Linked DNA regions of Homo sapiens: region 1 is linked to region 2. The links are chromatin contacts, found by Hi-C or POLR2A ChIA-PET in ENCODE. All regions are on one chromosome and are shown on one strand. The core of a region is the stretch at or near the end of the contact, and the rest is flanking DNA. Distances in the headings are between cores, read along the strand shown.

The links. Hi-C counts contacts between places; a loop is a spot of excess contacts on that map. ChIA-PET counts read pairs that join two places held with the same protein, here RNA polymerase II (POLR2A). Pooled maps may share reads with other maps.
Region 1: a map of mammary epithelial cell shows a loop between it and region 2 (2.0-fold over the local background). The contact joins two enhancer-like sites. A Hi-C loop is called at or near these places in 1 of 168 maps with a recorded cell type or tissue (mammary epithelial cell) and 6 of 50 pooled maps. POLR2A ChIA-PET finds 5 or more read pairs at or near these places in 10 of 52 experiments (A673, BJ, MCF 10A and 5 more).

What each region holds. Positions count from the first base shown.
Region 1 is chr4:110,131,492-110,134,775 of GRCh38, forward strand. All of the region lies in intron 1 of ELOVL6 (ELOVL fatty acid elongase 6), which reads right to left. Among named protein-coding and RNA genes, the nearest start is that of ELOVL6, 65 kb to the right of the region's middle. Within about 2 kb of position 1,845, at least 3 of the 41 ENCODE cell types and tissues checked have a DNase peak (open chromatin) inside an H3K27ac peak, as active enhancers do.
Region 2 is chr4:110,084,043-110,087,033 of GRCh38, forward strand. All of the region lies in intron 2 of ELOVL6 (ELOVL fatty acid elongase 6), which reads right to left. Among named protein-coding and RNA genes, the nearest start is that of ELOVL6, 110 kb to the right of the region's middle. Within about 2 kb of position 1,294, at least 4 of the 41 ENCODE cell types and tissues checked have a DNase peak (open chromatin) inside an H3K27ac peak, as active enhancers do.

The DNA of each region.
Region 1 (3,284 bases), core at 595-3,094, 48 kb after region 2:
CGAGGGCTCCAGCTGGTTTACTTGTTTATTCAAAAACATTTACTCAATATCTATAATATTCATAAACATCACCTAGTTTAAAAAATCAAAAATTTCTCTTGCAAAGTGGAGAAACTAAAACAAGAAAAAAATTTTAAAAACTAAAGAAAAAAAACAAAAACTCCAATCCTCTAGGTCCTGTGGGGGTGAGGAGGGCCCAAGTATGAATATTAACAACAACCAAATGATTCTGTCATTGCCAGGAGGACCTGGGGACCTCACTTTAAGAAACACTGGTCTAGACAGTTCTAGATGCTGGTGACACAAACCTCAAATTGCTCATCATCTAGTGAGATAGACAAGTAAACAAAAATCTATAATGCACTCTAAATATTCAGAATGGTATGAAGAGGATAGGGGAAAAAAATAAAGAGAAGGACAGAAATTCTCTTGCTGAAATGGCCAGTTTTTAAGGCATGCCAGAATGGCCAGAAAAGAATGGGGGAAGAGGTGCTTCTGCAGGAGGAAAGCTGGACACAACCACTCAGTGGGGTGGGGTGCAGGTTGAAGGACCTGGACTCCTGGGCTACAGGAGTCAGAAATGAGGGTGGAGAATTAAGATAAGCTTGTATCTTGAATGACTTTTATGCTCGAATGGGGCTAGTTTGAACTTTATCCTGAAAATACAGGAAGCCATGAAGGGTTTTAAGTAAGGGAGGAGGAGCGTGCTGAGATTAAATTTGTAGAAAGCCCGCTTGGCAGTGGCAATGTGAAGGGCAGATGGGAGGGGTATGAGTAACCTGATAGAGACAGTGGCCAGGTAACTGCAGTTTTCCTCAAGAGAAGATGCTTAAGGTGGTAGAAGCAGAGAGATGGATGGCTCTGAAAGATGGTAACCCAAAATACAGTAATTATTCCATATATTTATTGAAATAAATTCAACAGAAGAGATAGAACAGAGAGGTCTTGGCAGCTGATTTAATATGGGGAGAGAGGCAAAAGAGAGGGTAAGGGATGATTTGTGGGTGGTCAGTGTTAGTTTGATGGGGAGTCAAGAAGAAGTGGCCTTTTAGAGGCTAGGTGCGTTGGCTCATGCCTGTAAACCCAGCACTTTGGGAGGCCGAGGTAGACAGATCACTTGAGGTCAGGAGTTCAAGACCAGCCTGGCCAACATGGTGAAACCCCCAAAAATACAAAAATTCAAAAAATACAAAAAAAAATTAGCTGAGTGTGGTCGTGTGTGGCTGTAATCCCAGCTACTTGGGAGGCTGAGGCAGGAAGATCACTTGAACCCAGGATGTGGAGGTTGCAGTGAGCTGAGATCAAACCACTGCACTCCAGCCTAGGCAGTACAGCAAGACTGTCTTTAAAAAAAAAAAGAAGTGGCATTTTAGTGTTTACTAGTAGAGATAGTTAATAGCAATATAGGACTTACTCCCAGAGATGGAAAGAAATCTACAGGGTGTGGGACATAGAAATATCAGGGCTAAAGATATCTATTTGGAAGTCATCCATGTCTGGGTGGTGGTGGTTGAAGTCATGGACACGAATGAGATCATCCAAGGGGAATATCGAAGGTCAATACAGAACCTAATGGGAAGGGCGGGGAGCATCATCACTTACAGAGAAGGTGGAAGAGAAGCAAAGAAGATTAAGAAGACACATTCAAGAGGAAAGAAGAAAATTAAGGAGTGTCATGGGTCAGGGGTAGAGAAAAGAGAGGAAGTTAAGTGTCACAGAGCAAATCAAGTCAGATAAGGACTGATAAGAAGAGTGTTCTATTGTAACCCACAGACACAATCAGGGCCTAATGAGTCTGTGAATGGATCATTCATTTCTCCAACAAATATTTACTGAAGTTCCTGCATGCCAGGTGTTAGGCAAATAAACCTCAAACCTCAAGGACAGCCTCATCCTACTGTGAAAGCATAGCGAAAGCATGTTGCATTTCCTTACAAATGTTACACTGTGTATTAATAAAAGCTGTGAACTATGGCTTACTTAACACTGACACTGCACTTGGGCAAATGGGAAGAGGTAAGGTGACAGGCTTTGGGAAGATGAGGCTTGCGGAGGCGGGGTTGTCACAGGTGTCAAGGGAGCCTGAGAGGACAGGGAAAAAGGGAAGAAAAGGCATGCACCTTCTCATCTTGCTTAACCCTTCATTTAAGTCCCAAGTCTGTTTGGAGAGCAAAGTCCTAGGCTAAAAGGAAGTCATTATTTCCCAATATAATCTCTCTGGGTGTCCAAAGAAGAAAATTAAGATATGAAAGAAAAAGTTAAATTCACCAAATTAAACTAGAGTATTTCTAAGACCTGACTAACATTTATAGAAACAACTCACCTCATAGTTACTTAGGCAGGCACTGATTAAATGTCTATTACTTAAAGCTTCTCTAAAAATGTAACATCTAAACATCCAAAATGACAATTACCAGAAGCCTGTTTACATACGTTTAGAAAAGTAGAATAATAATATCCATAACGCTTTAACGCAGTAGATCCTGTGATTATTTCATGTATCCATTCATTCGTTCAACAAATACTTATAAGGCTTACCGGCATTAAAAAGGTGAACTTGTGCTCATGAAGCCTACATTCTAGCAGGAGACAGAAATTAACAAATAACTCTGAGGATACATTACAATGTTATAGTGTTGTGTACAAAAATAAAACAAAGCAAATGGCCCAGGAATGACAAGGCTTCATTAGGTGTGGTGCTCAGGGAAGACCTCTATTAGTGGAGTAGAAATATATGAACATAAATGCTTGAAGTGACGAGAGAACATATTTGACTGCATAATTGATGTCTGTTTCTGATCCCCAGGATATGGTCCTTCCTTCGATACTCCATCACTGAGCCCTACAAGTTGCCAGGCACCAATTTAAGCATGGTTTGGGAGGGATAGAAGTATTAAAACACTTCTTACCCTCAGGAGTCACTATGACACATGGAAGAATGTGATCAGTCATGAGAAAATGATTTTTAAAAATTATGCTAAGTCAGCTGATAGTGGGATCATTTCAGGCTGTAAGAACACAAGGCCTCTGGGGGGACATGTATTGTGGCAGGATAGAGAAAAGTGGAGATCGGGAAATAAAACATTACAGAATGAAGGAACAACATGAAATAAAGGTTAGAGAATGTTTGTGCAGAGAATGAAGACATTTGGCAGATGTGTTTACAGTGTTTAAAAGGGATGATGTGAACTGGGTGTGGTAGCTCATGTCTGTAATCCCAGCACTTTGGGAGTTGAGGTAGGAGGATCACTTGAGGCCAGGAATTCGAGACCAGCCTGGACAAC
Region 2 (2,991 bases), core at 44-2,543:
CACATGCTATATATGATATATAACATATATATGCTATATATGATATATAACATATATATGATATATATGATATATATAACATATATGTGATAATGATATATATGATATATATAACATATATGTGATATATATGATATATATAACATATAACTTATATGATATATATAACATATAACTTATATGATATATATAACATATATGATATATATAACATATAGCTTATATGTGATATATAACATATATAACTTATATATGATATATAACATATAACATATATAAATTTGATATATATCACATATATGATATATGATATATACCGCATATATGATATATGATATATATCGCATATATGATATATGATATATGACATACATGATATATCACATATATCATATATGATATATCGCATATATCATATATGATATATAACAATATACACTATAATGTATACACATATATATCATATATGTGTATACATTATATACACTTACACACACACACACACACACACACACACACAGATATATATATATATATATATATATATTTTTTTTTTTTTTTTTTTTTTTTGAGATGGAGTCTTGCTCTGTCGCCCAGACTGGAGTACAGTGGCGTGATCTCGGCTCACTGCAACCTCCACCTCCCGAGTTCAAGCAATTTTCCTGCCTCAGCCTCCTGAGTAGCTGGGGCTACAGGTGCGTGCCACCACACCTGGCTAATTTTTGTGTGTTTAGTAGAGATGGGGTTTCACCATGTTGGTCACGCTGGTCTCGAACTCTTGACCTCATGTTCTGCCCATCTTGGCTTCCCAAAGTGCTGGGATTACAGGTGTGAGCCACCGTGCCCGGCGTATGCTGTGATATATTAATAGCAAGGAAGAAAAGAAGACTAAGGCTATTGGCCTGAGCAACAGGGTGGATAATGACACTAGACAATGAGAAGGAAAGAAATTGATTTAATTATTCACTTATTTGTGTATTGATTAAGTTGTGGTAGAGTGTTGGCAGGGCTGGCTAAGAACATTTTTATAAAACTCCTTTCAGACCATGTTGAGTTTAAGATGGGACATCAAAGAAAGAAAATGCAAACTGATATGAAAGCAAGAGGTTAGGCAATGTATGTGCATGCGTTGGAGGGATGTGGGGAGGGGAAATCATAACCACTGGAATATTCTTCTCCTAGGAAGTCACAGGAGAGGGATGAGAGGCTGCTTCTGGGCTGCTTTGCCTCTCATGGCTCTGCATGGATGGCATGAGGCCAAACAGGAAGCCAACTGAGATAACAACTTCCTCAAGTGAGAGGTTACCAGAACACTGCTATCTCAGGTGCAAGCATCCAGTTAATAGTCCACAGTGCTGGAAAAAATAGCTGGTGAAAGGTCAGAGGCACAATTAAGAAATGCATGAGTAAAGAGTAAGTGTGCCATAGTTGACCAGAATCACAGTGTGATACCTGTCTGGAGAAACACAGCATGTATTGAACTTCTCATCTACTGAACACGTCCCAAAAGCCTTTAGTTGTTCAATGGGGACAGTTACTGTAAGAGTCCCTGGACTCTGGTGAGGGGGCATTGGGTGGTATCTAAAGGGGCATATAAGCCTCCTAATACTATATTGAAACTTTAATTACAGTAAAACATGGAGATTGTTAAAAATGCAGATTTCCAAACTTCACCACCAGAGGCTCTACTTTTTTTGGAAACAGGACCTCACTTTGTCTGGAGTGCAGTGGTGTGATCTTGGCTCACTGCAGCCTCAACCTTCCAGTTTCAAGTGAATTCTCCCACCTCAGCCTCCTGAGTAGCTGGGACTACAGGCATGCTCCACCATGCCCAGCTAAATATTTTGTACTTTTTGTAGAGATGGGGTTTCGCCATGTTGCGATCCACCCACCTTGGCCTCCCAAAGTAATCCCAAGAGTGCTGAGATTACTGGCTCTAATTTTATAGCTTTGGGGAAGAAACCAGAAATGGAGATTTTTAACAAACATTCCAGATGTCTTGATGCAAATGACCCACAGGTCACAGTTTGAGAAACTCTACAGCAAAGTGTTTCCCTCCCTCAGATGCTCATAAAATCATATTCCTATCTAATCGAAGCCACTAATGAAGTCTTTCTGGATTTAGTCCTCTTTAACTTTTTGACCTGTCTCAGTTATGTAAGCAGCATGGCATTTTAAGTCAGACCAATTAATCCTGATTCTGGAACCAGGTATGTGCCCATAGGTAAATTTCTTAATCACCCAAGCATCACTTCTTTCATCCCAAAATAGGGATGTGGTTGCATTTTATGTGCATCTGAATCATGACATTTGGAAATACCACTATATACAATATTAAGGAGGATGTACTTTATATGTTAAATTTGAAGGCATGTGAATCTCTTACATCTAAATTATACTCAGAAATCACAGTTTCAAAGCTAGTGTTCCAACTTGTTTCGTACATTTATAATATTGCCACATGAGAGTAGTGTGTTAGTAGGAAATAGAAATATTTTTGGTCATTAGCTTCTAAACCACTCTCCCTCAGAAGTTCCTAAGTGTGATTTTGATGACTCCTGTGCTGTTATTTTAATGACCACTATTGGTTAATTATGACCATGCTTCCCAGGGGTTCATTAAGTGGTAGTGTTAGTGGTAAAAATGAAAAAATTGTTAGAGCCAAGAACTTTTGAGAGAAGAAACAAAAGTTAGACACGACAAAAAGTTAGTATGTATCCATTCATTGTGTTTAAAATTGTTTTAAAACACAACATTAGATATAGATTTATAGGTTCTGAAAATACCTCCCTATGCGACATTTATTCCTATGGGAAAACTGATCCGGAATTAGGAAAGTTCTGAGTTATTTGATTATTTTGAAATATTCAAGGATCTTATCCTTGAATGTGACCGTCCTATAATAGTATTTCCTTTGCAGGTCTGTTGTGAGGATGAGTAAAGCACCTGATATAGGCTGTCTAAATGGGTTGTTAGGTTTGGAAATTTAGG